Linked DNA regions of Mus musculus: region 1 is linked to region 2. Evidence: chromatin contacts called from ENCODE Hi-C or POLR2A ChIA-PET data. All regions are on one chromosome and are shown on one strand. Each heading gives the region's core, a stretch centred on a gene start or an enhancer-like site at or near the end of the contact. The rest is flanking DNA. Distances are from core to core; before and after follow the strand shown. Region 1 overlaps Gsk3b (glycogen synthase kinase 3 beta). Region 2 holds the start of Rabl3 (RAB, member RAS oncogene family-like 3).

What was found. Hi-C counts contacts between places; a loop is a spot of excess contacts on that map. ChIA-PET counts read pairs that join two places held with the same protein, here RNA polymerase II (POLR2A).
Region 1: a loop to region 2 is called in a map of T-helper 1 cell, with 6 times the contacts of the local background. The contact joins the enhancer-like site here to the promoter of Rabl3 in region 2. A Hi-C loop is called at or near these places in 1 of 37 maps with a recorded cell type or tissue (T-helper 1 cell). POLR2A ChIA-PET finds 5 or more read pairs at or near these places in 3 of 5 experiments (Patski and embryonic stem cell).

Annotation. Positions count from the first base shown.
Region 1 is chr16:38,090,843-38,097,834 of GRCm38, reverse strand. The region is part of intron 1 of Gsk3b (glycogen synthase kinase 3 beta); the gene reads right to left. Among named protein-coding and RNA genes, the nearest start is that of BC031361, 5.1 kb to the right of the region's middle. Within about 2 kb of position 1,327, at least 1 of the 3 ENCODE cell types and tissues checked has a DNase peak (open chromatin) inside an H3K27ac peak, as active enhancers do.
Region 2 is chr16:37,535,226-37,542,329 of GRCm38, reverse strand. It overlaps Rabl3 (RAB, member RAS oncogene family-like 3), which reads right to left and starts at 2,436. Exons shown (of 8, transcript NM_001042499.1): 1 at 2,370-2,436; 2 at 392-483. The coding sequence starts at 2,415. Gtf2e1 (general transcription factor II E, polypeptide 1 (alpha subunit)) reads left to right here and starts at 2,541. Exons shown (of 5, transcript NM_028812.4): 1 at 2,541-2,677; 2 at 6,137-6,609. The coding sequence starts at 6,162.

The DNA.
Region 1 (6,992 bases), core at 78-2,577, 560 kb before region 2:
CACCCCACAGCTGAGTGTTATCCCCAGCGCTCTTTATGTACTCTGACAGAATGTCAGCCGCCCAAGCAGCCCTTGGACTTGCTATCCTGCCTCAGTCTCTGAGCAGCTGGGATCACAGGGCTTGCTCTCATGTTATTTTTAAAGATCAACTAAAATTATACTAATCAATAAGGGACAAAGACTACTAGCGAGAACAGCAGTCCCGGTTAAGGCTGCACCTGACAAGTCTTGGAAGGCAGATGACCAAATAAATGTATTTGTCTCAACTCTGTCTCTTCAAAATGCCCAGAAGGAAACGGGGACGCTCAAAGACATTACCTGATTTTATAGAAGAGGGGAAGCAGAGAATGTCACATGCAAAGAGAGACTTGGCCTTTGTGAAGATCAGACAAATTCCTCAGACATTCAAACCAAAGATACCCACAATTAGGATACCCACCTTTTCAATTCTCCTGGCACAGACCAGGATTTCATACAATTACTCTCTCTACACAGCTAGTCATAACATTTTAAAAGACAGAACAAAAAAAAAAAAAAAAAAGATAAAATCACTTAAATGAGGGCCAGCAAAATGGATCTGCAGGTAAAAGTTGAAAAAACAGACTAGAAAGTGTTAAATAATAACTCTTAAAAAAGGCCTTGAGCCGGGCGGTGGTGGCGCACACCTTTAATCCCCACCTCGGGAGGCAGAGGCAGGTAGATGTCTGAGTTCAAGGCCAGCCTGGTCTACAGAGTGAGTTCCAGGACAGCAAGGACTACACAGAGAAACCCTGTCTCAAAAAAAAAAAAAACAAACCAAAAAAAAAGCTTTGAGATTCCTACAAACCAGGACACAAAGCTACGGATCTGTCAGCCTGATGCCAGGTCTAACAGCAACATATCCAATTTGTCAGTTTATTAATTGCCCACAGTTTTTAATCTGATTTTTTGGCTTAGTTTGTCAATCACTAACCAATTCTAGAAGGGTCAGATTCCAAAGAATCTGATATTATATTTATATTATAAATACAGAGCAAAAGCAGATTTATTTGCAGACTGCCAATACTCTCCCAAAGAAATCAGTGCTGACAACATTAAATAATTACAAAAGAAAGCCACATATTATTTTCCCTTTTGTTCTGGCGTAAATCCTATTTTTTTCAAGAAACTATAAGTATATATGTATTTACTAATAGGCATACCTGAAACTAATTTCAAAACCACGATGGTGAAAAGTCACAGAGTCATTGCTAAGTTATCCTCTGAAGGGCTTGGGCATCCTTTAAGAGTTGGACACAGTAGCCGGCTTGAATTCCCAGCCCCTCATCCTGGGCTTGAACTGAGGCCATCACTGAGGCCGTCACCTGCCGAACCATGCCAACTGCCCTGCTCTGTAAACGTAACTGTAAGGTCATTTCAAGAAAATGTTCCTCCGTCAACTGTCACTTGCTCTGCTATGCACAGGAGCTTTTACCCACATCATATTCAAAAGTTTCAAAGGCAAGTTTTGTGATAATCAAAAAATATTTATATAACCAAAGTTAGATACCAAGATTGCAACGTCCACACCGAGATTCTTGTACCATGAAACTCCTTTTCTTCTTCAAATTACATATGGTTTTTACCACCAGTAGAGCATCCCTGAAAGATCAGGCAGAAGATGATGCTAACTGTTCCAACAACTTCATTTCTGAGTGACTATGTTCTCTGTGCAGCAGTGCCTGGGTAATCAGGTTGGTCCTGTCCTGGGAGGCCTTAATGCTGCCCCGCCCATGCACTCTGCTCCCCACTCACACTGAGGACACTGTCTCCTCACATCCTGCCTGTCCTCATCCCTGCCCCTCAAGCCCCTAAGCCTTCTTTTAAAATCCTAAAAATCAAAGATAGCTTCAGTTGCTGCTAAAAGCCCTAGCCCCAAACCTGATGACCTGCGTTCAAGCCTTAGCACCATATACTGGAAGGGGAGAGCTAATTCCTCCGACCTCCACATATACTGGAAGGGGAGAGCTAATTCCTCCGACCTCCACACGCACAGACACAGACACCAAATTAACAAGTGTAAACATTTTAATGGAAAGTATAAGATAAAAACAGAAACAGAAAAGAAGGAACTGTGGCACTCGGGGTCAGCATATTCCTTAGCCTTCTCTATGCACAAAGCTCACACAAAGTTTTCTGGGCCTGGAGCCATGGCTCTGTGGTGAAGAGCACTGACTGCTCTTCCAGAGGTCCACAGTTCAAATCCAGCACCTACTTGGTGGCTCACAACCCTCTGTAATGGGATCCAATTCCCTTGTCTGGTGTGTCTGAAAACAGAACACTCATATATACTGAATAAATATTTTAAAAAATAGTTTCCCCGTAACATAGTATACTGCTAGTATTTAATAACTTGGGCTTTCCCAGATTTGTCAGCCCCAAACAAAACCTCATGCCTGCAATTCAAGTCCAGTATAAGAGACTGATGAAACCGGATGCAAGTCTCATCTGAAGGGGTGGAAATATGAGCAGACACCTCATTTTCTAAATGCAGTTCCCAGACAGCCATAGTAAACTGCTCAATCTCTAGGTCCCTTTAAAGTTTTGAAATAGTGCTTATCACTTGACAATTAGCATCCTCAAGGTGTATGCAACAACAGTCTGTGCAAAGCTTGCTTAAATATCTTAAGCCTTTAACAACTGTGAGTCAGTTTAGCTGACAGGAGTGAAAAGCATGGCCCTGGTTTTCAATCTCACACACATGAACAACTTGTTTTTCTCTCCATTAAATAGGAAAATCAAGAAATTAGCTAGTGAGATGGGTGTGGTAGGGCACACTTTAGTCCTAGCCCTTGGGAGGCAGAGGAAGACAGATTTCTGTCTCTCCAAAGCTAGTTCCTGGACAGCTAGAGCTACACAGGGAAACCCTGTCTTTTTAAAAGAAAAAAAAAAAAAAAAAGGAAAGGAAAATAGAAATTAGCTAGTTCCTAATAAACTATTTCTTACATACCACAAGGAAATGAACCTTCCTTGGAAACTAGGGCACCTCCAAACTGCAAACTAGTCTTTGATTATAAGACAGTGTAATTTGATACCGCAGAATACTATGCAACTATAAATTGGTCTATTTCCGGTAATGATTTTTTTTGTTGTTGCTGTTTTGAGATAGGATCTCTCTATGCAGTCCTGGCTGGTCTGGAACTCACTTGCTATGTAGACCAGGCCTTGAACTCAGTGACCAGCCTGCCTCCTCAGTGCTGGGATTAAAGGCCTGTGCCATTCCACACAGCTGCTAATAAAAATGTTAATCAAAAAAAAAAAAATGTATATGATGAAACAACTCAAGTATAGTATTTTCCTCTTTCCATACCTTGTATACAAGCATTGTACCTGGGCAACTAGCCAAGTTGTCTTCCAAGAGTTCACCATACATAAGCCTTCTTTTTTTTTTTTTGAAACAGTTTCCCTGTATAGCCATGGCTGTCCTGGAACTCACCACAAACTTACAGAGATCCAAGTGTCTCTGCCTCCAGAGTCCTGATCAAAGCCATGTGCCACCACTGCCCAGCCTCACCAAATGCATTTGACAAAATGTTAGCCAAAATTAGCATATACTTTCTCAATTTTGAGTAAAAGGTGTTATTCTACAGTAGAATCTGTGTGTATGCTGATATTCATTTAATCGTCATAAATCTGGATGTGAAAAAAAAAACTGATTTCATCACAGCAAGGAAAAAGTATTTGAGGGGCTGGAGAGATGGCTCAGAGGTTAAGAGCACTGGTTGCTCTTCCAGAGGACAGAGTTCAATTCCCAGCACCCACATGACAGTTCACAGCTGTCTGTAACTCCAGTTTCCAGCACCTTCACACAGACATACACATAGGTAACACACTAGTACACATAAAGTAAAAATAAAGTAAAGTAAAAAGCATTCAAAATATACTTATTTTATCTTGGGATAAATGCCTCAACCAGAAAAATGTTACAATCAATTTTTAATTAAATATTAAGAGTATCATTATTAGCCTGGCAGTGGTGGTGCACGCCTTTAATCCCAGCACGCCGGGAGGCAGAGGCAGGTGGATTTCTGAGTTCCGAGGCCAGCCTGGTCTACAGAGTGAGTTCCAGGACAGCCAGTACTATACAAAGAAACCCTGTCTCGGGGAAAAATAAAAGTGTTATTTTACAGGCAAATTTTACCTAAGAATCATTACTTGTAAAAATAAATAAATATATATATATATATTTAAGAATGACCCAAAGACTATATAAAATGCCAAATAGTGGTGGAAGACACCTTTAATCCCAGCATTTGGGAGACAGAAGCAAGCCGGTCTCTGTTAGTTCAAGGCCAGGCAAGTCTGCATAGCAAGTGAGAACCAGAACTGCCAGGGCTACACAGAGAGAAACACTGTCTCAAAACAAAACAAAAACCATATTTAAGTATAACCTCTAGTTACTGCCCTCAAATACAACCTGACATTTCTAGGTGAGGATTAGAAATTAACAGAGTAGAAAGTTAAGTTTCTGCCAGTAACTAACAGCTGTTTGCTCAATCTCAAGGATACTTACTGTATGTCATTTTTAAAACCTGAACTCATCCATCCACCCGCTCATCTCAGCATTTTCTCAATTTCCCATTACAATGAACAATGTAACTCAGCGGTCAAGTCTTCCAGACCAATAACCTCAGACTTTATTTTTAACTCCTGACTCCACAAATATTCTCCTCGCTCCAATCCAAAGCCCTGCCAGTTTTCCCCTCCTAAGTCTTCAAATCTCTTCCTTTCATCCCATGTTCACATTTACATTGTGATCTATAACATAGTCTACTACAGTCAAAAGGCTTTTAATGTCTCTCCACTCAGCTATAAATCCCCTCACAATGTCTTGTTCAGCAATCCACAGTGCAGATAGCTCTTAGATCCCCACCCAAATCTTTACAGGCCTCCTCTGCTCTTGATTAACTAACTTTCCAGTCTGCACTCCCATGCCCTTGTTCTATTTAGGCCCCTGGAACTGAGGTATACCAACTTGCCCTCCGCCTCCCGTACAGAACAGACTGTGGCTAGGCTTGCCTCCTTCCACCCAGTGCACGGCATGCTTCTCCATTGGCTCCTGGGCTTAGCTAGCACCTGTTTTAAGAAGCACCTCTGTAGAAATCTTCCTGCTCCTTTCTCACCACCCCTTCCTTTTTCCTTTGTCCCTCTGAACAAATGGTTCACTTGGCGTTTTATAGTTATCAGGCTATTGTCTTCACCTTTTCCTGAATGTCTGCCTTTATATCAGAGGTTCTGGGAACAGGGACTATATAGGATGTCATATGTGCCTTTCAGAATACCAGCACCTAACAAATGCCTCTTTCATCTACGTGCCCTTAATGTCAAGGTTATTTTTTTAAAAATAGTAATAATTAACATTAAACTCTAATTTTTTTAATGTTTAAAATTAAAACACTTTAAGCTGTAGTCCTCTCACAGCTCCTCCATCCTAAAGAACCTCTATCAAGAATAAGTTGTTTTCAAAGAAAATCCTGGAAACAATATGAAAAGTCCCCAATTTTGGTATTTATTCTAGCATTACAGATCTCTGAAATAAACCTAATAAATAAATGGTCTAAAATGGACTGAGCAGGTTTTTTTTTTTAACTAGCCAAAGCATACAACACACAAATACTTAAGTACCATGAAAGGTTCTTCAGTAGTTACCATGAAGTCTACTTCATCATAACTGATAATTACCCTAGCATTTTTTTAGATTCCATTCAAATGACTCCGTAAAGTGCTTAGAAAGCATGACCCTTCCCTAAAAGATGCGAAATCAGCTTCCCTCTTAACATGCCCTGCGTTCTAAATTTGCTAGTCACTGAAGGAAAAGAAAAAAGTGAACTTGCAAAAATCTCTCCCACTCAGCCATCGCTTTGGATATAACTTTGGGCTTCTCTGTTTCAGACAAGTTCCAAAAGCCTACAGGACTGCAGCTAAAAGGAAACAGGTCCAATTGCTTAATCAATTGCATATAACAGCACATGCATTTTGACTTTTTAAAAATCTTAGTTCTTCAGTTACATCAGCTCCTCTCAGCAACAAAACAGTTTTATCTGTGTCCTCCCTCTTCTTTCTCATCGAATAAGGAAAACAACATGGATATTTTGGCCAGAATCTGCAACTATGTTCTAATAAGCTGTCATGAAATACCACATAAACATCTCCACAAATAGATACATTTGAACACTGGATACTCAGTATACCAAACACTTCAAGAACACAAGACTCTTTTTTTTCAGCACAGATTCCCCGGGAAAGACTGACAGATACTGACACATTTTAAATTATCCTAAAAGGGTATCCTCTTGTACTCTTAAAAATAATAATAATAATAATAACAAGTAATAAATGCAATGCCACCTCAAAATTAAACTTAAATGAGGAGTCAGTGACAACACTTAACTTAGTTTGTGGCAAAATGACAATACAACCTCAATCAAAAGTTGAATCTCCTTCCAAGTTACCTTTTGATTAAACAAATTATATGGTGGCAGATTGGTAATGTCAAAACAGGAAGGTTAAGAGATAACACATTAAACCACTTGAAAACAATGCACTTAGAGATGCGACTGCTGCGGGATATTTATCAGCTTCCACCACCCCTAGACGAGTGAGGGATGGATGCTAGCTTGCCTCCAACGGCAATGTGGGTTACCAAGCAAGTTCATCCCCAGATTCAAAAATACTTTGTGTAGTCACACGGGCAAATAGGAAATATTAGGAGGCTGGGGCATTTAATATCTCTATTTTGAATACAGAACCCTGATAACCTGAGCTAACTAAGATAAACTCCCTCATTCCAGAAGACAAGGACTCGGCAAATGTACATCATGGTTTATTAATCAAGCCTTGTCCTCCTCTTCTTTATTCAAAGGGATGGGCAAGCGAACGCTTCTTCCATCGCTTAACCCGGAGGCACTGGAGCACTTGAAAAGACTACCAGCAGCACGGAGAACGTAAGAAAAGAAGTTTCAAATCCAATCAGG
Region 2 (7,104 bases), core at 1,187-3,686:
CAAATTTGCAGTCTTAGAGTTACAGCTTTAGGCAGAACTATTTATGGAAGATACTAACTTTATTATTTATGGAGGATATTAACATTATCACTCCAAATCTAGTGTTTAAAATAAAAGCCTGTGCAAACAGACAACTGGGCTCACGTGTTACTTTCGCTTCTCACGAGTTGAATGAATTTGGTTGTTATTTACTCCTCTATGACTGAGTTTCTGTGTTTGTATTTCACAGTTTAAGAAAGATGAAACAAGGAATGACAGTACTGACACACAGTGGGAGCTAAATCAATCCCAGTTATTAGTGTTAATTTTAATTAAGTCCTATAAATTAATCACGGGATCTGAAGGACTTATGCTTAGTATGACTAAGGAAAAACTAAACAAGAACACGCACTCTGATATCCACCGAGCAGCCCACAGTCCATGACGGATTTCCTAACACTTGATTGTGGCACAGAAGATGGACGAGTGAAGATTTCCCAACACCTGTAAAGATACAAGGTCTCTTTAGTCAGCTGAACATGGAACCCTAAATGGGACATTTATACCACCTCTTCCAAGCCAGGGAACATCTAACAAATTGTTTGAATACCTCCCGTGACAGGATCCATGATGCCATGCTACCATACTCAAAGGACTTTGGTGCCTACATGTAGGTCTGAAAAAAGCAGCTAACCACATGGTCCCAGACTTATCCTCTGAATGACGATGATGGTAATTCCACTTGCTTTCCTTCATCATGCCTATTAATTTTGAAGCAATGCTTCACCCCCTTTTAGATCTATTGGGCTCAGGCAATCTTTTCATTAACACTAAAGGGCACCTCTTCAAGAGCTAGGTGGAGAGGAAAGAGATGAGTCTTCTATTTTCATGGCTATGAGTCTTTTATTTGCGGGTGTGGAGTCACTCATTCATTTACCTGGCTGTTGTTAATTGTATCAAACACTTGGGAAATCTCTTTGTTGTGCAATGTTATATATAGACCTATCATTAATATTTACTTTTTATTATAAAAACTCTATTACCAAAAACTGAGAAAGTATAAAAAAAAAAAAACCAAACAACAACATCACCTTAGAGCACTATTGCCAGCCATATGACTTTCTCTATTATACCATGTTGTTATTGTGATCATATACAAAGTGTACTTAAAAACAAACAAAAGAACCGCATGGGGCTCAGTGCTTGCCCTACAAGCATGAGAACCCGAGTTGTGTTCACAGAACTGACACACAGCAGCCAGGCAAAGAGGCACACGTCTCTAATGTCAGTGCTGGGGAGGCAGAGAGAGGCAATCCCTGATGTTTGTTGGCCTGACAGCCTTAGCCTAGGGGCTCCAGGCCAAGGGGAGAGCTTGTCTTAAAGAAGGTCGGCGGCTGTAGTGGCTATTCTTGGTTGTCAGCTGGACTATATCTGGAATGAACTACAATCCAGAATTGGAGGGCTCACTGTGATCCTGATCTCGTGGCTGGGAGATTCAAGTTTCTGACCTGGATCTTGAGGCATAGTGGCTATGAATCCCAGGAGACTAAGACAAGGAGATCTCTGAGTTCAAGGTCATCTGGGACAAAGCAAGTCCCAGCACCAGGCAGGGAGGCCTACACCTTTAATCTGGGCTACACCTTCTGCTGGAGACCTACTTAAGGACATTGGAAGGAGGAAGATTCTTCTTCGTTTGCTTGCCTTGTGGGACTGAGCAACTGCTAGATCCTTGGACTTCCATTCACAGCTGCTGCTGACCATTGTTGGGGAGTTGGGCTACAGACCGTAGGTCATCAACAAATTCCCTTACTATAAGAAACTACCCATAAGTTCTGTGACTCTAGAGGACCCTGACTAATACAGTGGCAGAGGCAGGTGTATCTCTTCATTTTAGGCCTGCCTTGTTTATATAGTGAGTTTTAGACTAGCCTGATATACATAGCTAGTTCTACGTTAGTCAGGACTACTTAGTGAGACCATGTCTTACCCCACACCCACTCCCCAGCAACAAAGCTTGCAGTGGAAGAACTGGAATGTTTTTTGTGGCTCCTGGTAGGAGCTCTCCCCTCTCTGGAACCAAAACTTCTAGGCCAGCAGAACCTAGGGTTGTGGGGACAGGAAGCAAAAATTTTCCTAGAGGGTCACTAGGAGTGATAGTGAGTGGAACTAGTCCCTTTTCCACCCATAGACTCCGCGCCCCCCACCTCCCGCCACGCCACCACGTCGACAAAAGGAGCAAAGTCCTCTGGGAAGTGTAGTTTTAAGGTCTTGAAAGGAATTTCAGCTGTCGACCTAAGCGCTAGGCAGCTGGGGGGGTAAACAGCGAAGAGAGAGCGGTGTCGGGAAGCTCGGGCGTGTTGGTAGTCCCAGACGTGGGTTAAGCGGCTCACCTGAGTCTCCCAACACCAGAACCTTCACCCGATCCAGGGACGCCATCTTGCCACGATTTCCTTGAGGTTGACGCCCGTTCCTGGATTCTCACCAATCAGCGCAGGGCTTGTGGGCAGGGCAAATCATCTCATTGGTCGGTCAGAGCGTGACTGATCGAAAGCTTCGGGGTGCGGATTAGCGGGCGGTTTCCAAACCGGTCGCAGGAATTAGGCGTTCGTCCTTGTCTCGCAAGTGGCGTGGGCTGGCTGAAGCCGGTAGTTGAGGTGCTGAGGGCGGCTGTAGTGGGAGTGTTCGAGCATCCACTTGGGTAAACCTCATTCTCCCGTCCTTGTTCCCGGTTTCTGACCTGGCGTGGCATTTCATGGTTTCTTCTATCCGTCCCCTTCCTTGTCTAGTCCCCTCTCCTCGGCCACCTCTTGCTTTGGTCCTCTTCTTAGTCTTCTAAAGAACCATTGCCCCGGAGCGGCCCATGTGCGACCTCGGGTAGGACGGGCTTGGCGGCGTCGAGTGTGGCCCGGGAAGCCCCTGGGCGCGTCTGAGGGACTGTGGGGTCTCGGGGTCTGGACATGTCTGAACACAGCTGGTGGAGGGCACCTCGGTCCGGAGCTGTCTCCGTCGTAGGACGAAGGAATGGAGAGTTCGTAAAATACAGTAACAGAAAACTGTAGAGGCTCTGTAGGATCCACGTTCTTCTAGAACTTGGGAAGTAGTATTTAAAAATAGTCTAACTAAAAGGGCTTCCTGCACCCACTTTGTGTTTTTTTTTTAAATCCCTTTTCATCCAGCATAGTTTTTTCAAAAATCACAAGTTTAATGTAGTAGCTCCTTGCTTAAAGCAATTACAAGTTAAATTTAAAAAGAAAAAAAAAAGATGGCTTATAGCGCTCATTATTGGGATGCAGGTGTGAAACAAGTGATTTGTGTGGAAGCTGGCAGGATGGATATGCTACAAGAACACGTGCCCAGAGGATGTATTGAAAGTTCAGGTATCTCAGTAGAATATGCTAGGCGCTAGCATTAATGAACAAGAGGCCTTCGAAGTAGAAACTGTACAAATTCTGAGGAAATGCGAGGGAGAGTGTTGGATGCCACTGTTGGGGATTTGAGAAGGCCAGGAAACATTACCCAAAGCCTAACTACAGTAGGAGAAAGGTTTGGGCTTAGCTTTGAGGACTGAGGGTGGATATGAGGATGACTTTGCTAAAAAAGCAGAGTGGTTTGAACTTTTGATTCTCCCAGTTCCACACCAGGGGCACAGTGGTCCTTAAAAGTTTTTACAACTAGAATCTAGGTCTGGACTGGGTAAGGTGACGTTGGGAGATGAGATGCCTGATTACTGTGAAGAGAAGAAGATAAATGAAGACCACTAGCTACCACACCAAGAAGCCTCCACAGACAGAGAAGTTACTTAAGTGTCACCTGCCATAGAGACTAGCTAATATAGGAACATGGTCTGACTTTGGCCATTTACTTCCAATCTGCAAGAGGAGTAGGCAGTTGGGATTTATAGGCACCCAAGATTTTTAAATGTCGACAACCAATTCATAAAGTTGTTGAAAACGTTCTGTATGGGCTGTCAGTTTTAGAACTTGATTTAAGGAGCTTTAAGAAGCCCAGAGATTGAATACTCTTGATTTATCTTAATTGGGGATGTGGGGAAGGAGCAAAGCCCTGTGTGAGAAAGGCTCTTTAATTATTTTATATGTGAAGAAATGAAGGCTGTGGATTTTCTGGGGCTAACACTAAGAAGCTGACCTGGGATTTCCAAGCTTCAAACTATTGGCTGGAAGAGTATTGATAACGTCCCTTTGTACTGATTTTCAGGACACCCAGAGGAGTATCAGACAGAGGAAACAGGCTGAACAGCAAGTACTAGTCCTCTCCATGCAGGATGTTCATTTGAAGGATACAAAATGGTCATGGCCATGGGACAGATTAGAGCAATGATCAGGGACTTGTTGCACATTAGAGTAATCTAAAGGCATTTTAAAAGTAGCTGCGTTCCTAATCTGGCCCTTCTATAGTAACTGAAACAGAACTCTTGGAAATGGGGCCCAGTGTTAGTAGACTTAAAAATGTTGCCTAGGTGATTGCTTTACAGTCAGGGTTGAGAACCAATGGTCTGGAGCATACAGTGTCTGAGGTGGGACAGAGGAGAGCAAAGCAATGGAAAGGAAGTCAGAAAACAATAGGCTGTGCTGGCGTCCATCTGTCCTTAGGCATTTTGCGTGTTTCTGAGGCCATTATGTCCTATTCTGTCAGCTGCTGAGCATGCAGAAAGCAAAATGTGGTTCTTAGTACACTGTGTAGGTGAAATTGGAAAAGCGACCAAAATGTATCTGGTACTGTGCTTGGGATTCTGAGGTGGCAGTGAACCCAGACCTATTTAAATATCTAGGGTGACAAAGGCTTTGGGGTTGCCAGGTTTAGACTAGTAAGTCCAGGTGTTGCCTTGTTTTCTCTGTGTATGTTCAGTACTACAGTGCTGTATCTACAGTGCTCTGCCTGGTGTTGTTTAAAGTATATGTTGTAACTAACTTTCTTTCTATTTTTCCTTTATTATAGATATGACCTTATAACATACTTGTGTACACTGATTATTTAGGATATATTGCAGATATTACAACATTTCTTACAGAATGAAGCATTACATCTGATAGGGTTGGCTACTTCAGAGTTCAAATTAAAAGTTCAGTTGAAACTGATATTAATGACAATATAACTTCTTAGAAATAGTTCAGGGGGATGTCTATTAAAAGTTTCCTATATCTTACAGAAATCTGAAGTATAGTCAGCGTGAATAGGCTGGCTAGTTTCAGTATGGATCATACTGAAGTTACATGAAAGCTAGCCTAGCTAATAAGTCCTTTTAGGCCCCCACTGAACATTTTCACTAATCACAAGCACCACGTTTCCTTTGGAGTAAAGCGTAGCTTGAACTTAAGGACTTTTCAGGCTCCTACAGCACACAAACAGCTCGTCTGACTGGGGTCCAGGTGCTGTGCCGCGTGAGAGACTTGAGAGGACAACTCAGGCCTGTGGCCTGGACCTTATATGCAGTCAGCTTCTGCTCTGCTCTTCAAGGGACCCACTATTTAAGGGTGTCTTACTTCATCTCCCTCCATTTTTTAAAATATAAAAGGTGCTTACTTAATGATCAGATAGGACTTAAAAGTTGGTAATGCACTTTGAGCTTAGCATTAATTTCTTTCAATTATTGCAGTCCTTAATTTTGTCAACACCCCCCCTGGCTGGCAGTTACTTAGGTATTTGTGTGTGTGTGTGTGTGTGTGTGTGTGTGTGTGGTGTGTGAGATCATTGTGAAAGTTGTGACTATGTAAAACATTCTTGAATCTTAGCAGGAAAGTTTTACTGAAGAGAAATGAAATCTAGGGTAATTGCTAGGACCCTCTGGATTCCCAGCCATTTTTAGAGAACATGCCATTAAGAACTGTGAGCACTCCCAGAGCTTTCTTTGTTTCTCTTTGTGAAATAAAGTGGGGCTGATATATTATTGTCAGAAATAACAGATATTTTGGAATCAAGCATATTGTTGAACCTTAAAATAACTATATCAAGTATTTTAGGTGTACTATAGAGGAAAATCCTGAATTTCTGTTAAATGCTTATGTGCTAGAAGTCTTTTAAAGCCATGTTTGAATGCTTTTGTGGCACTTTAAAAATAATGACAGTAAGAGGCTGTTATAGAATTGTAAAATTATTATGTCCTCATGCCTACTAATCCCCTCCCCTCAATCCAATGTAGTTGAAGGTGAAGCTTCCTGTTGAAGATGGCAGACCCAGATGTTCTCACTGAAGTTCCGGCGGCATTGAAGCGGCTAGCCAAGTATGTCATCCGGGGCTTTTATGGCATTGAGCACGTGTTGGCCTTGGACATCTTGATCCGGAACCCCTGTGTAAAAGAAGAGGACATGCTGGAGCTGCTCAAGTTTGATCGGAAGCAACTTCGATCCGTTTTGAATAATTTAAAGGGAGACAAGTTCATCAAATGCAGAATGAGGGTAGAGACTGCTGCAGATGGGAAGACCACCCGCCATAACTACTACTTCATCAATTACCGCACTCTTGTTAATGTAGTGAAATATAAGCTGGACCACATGAGAAGAAGGATTGAAACAGATGAGAGAAATTCCACCAATCGGGCTTCCTTCAAATGTCCTGTCTGCTGCAGCACTTTCACTGACCTAGAAGCCAATCAACTGTTTGATCCCATGACAGGTGAGACCTTCCCAGATGATGAATCAAAGTAAGATGTGTACCCTTTTTTAATTTCAGTTGTTCTAAATTGTAAGCCAATTGTAGACTTTCTAGGAGTGCGAATCGGCATGCAGTCTTTTGCAGGCTGTCTTCCTTCAGAAGGTTACTTATCCATGGAGTTTTCTCACTAATGGCTCTCCTGAGTTCCCCCCTCCCCCGTCCCAGATTTTATTTACTGTGGCAGCCTGATCTGAAGGTGAGTTCTCTACTTTGTGGTTCTTCTGACTTTACTTGTGACCTCATTCTTAAGCAACTTCTTTTGGTGTCTGTCTATTTATGTCAGTCACCGACAGAGCAGCTCATAAGCATATCACACATAATGTGCTTGAGAGTTGCTAGTGGACATGCATTGTGCTGTTAGGAGTGTGTAACTAGGATGCGTGATCTGCGTTTGGGGAAGGTCTCTAGAAGAAGGACTAGGTGAGACCCAAAAGATGAAATGAGAATTAGCCAGAT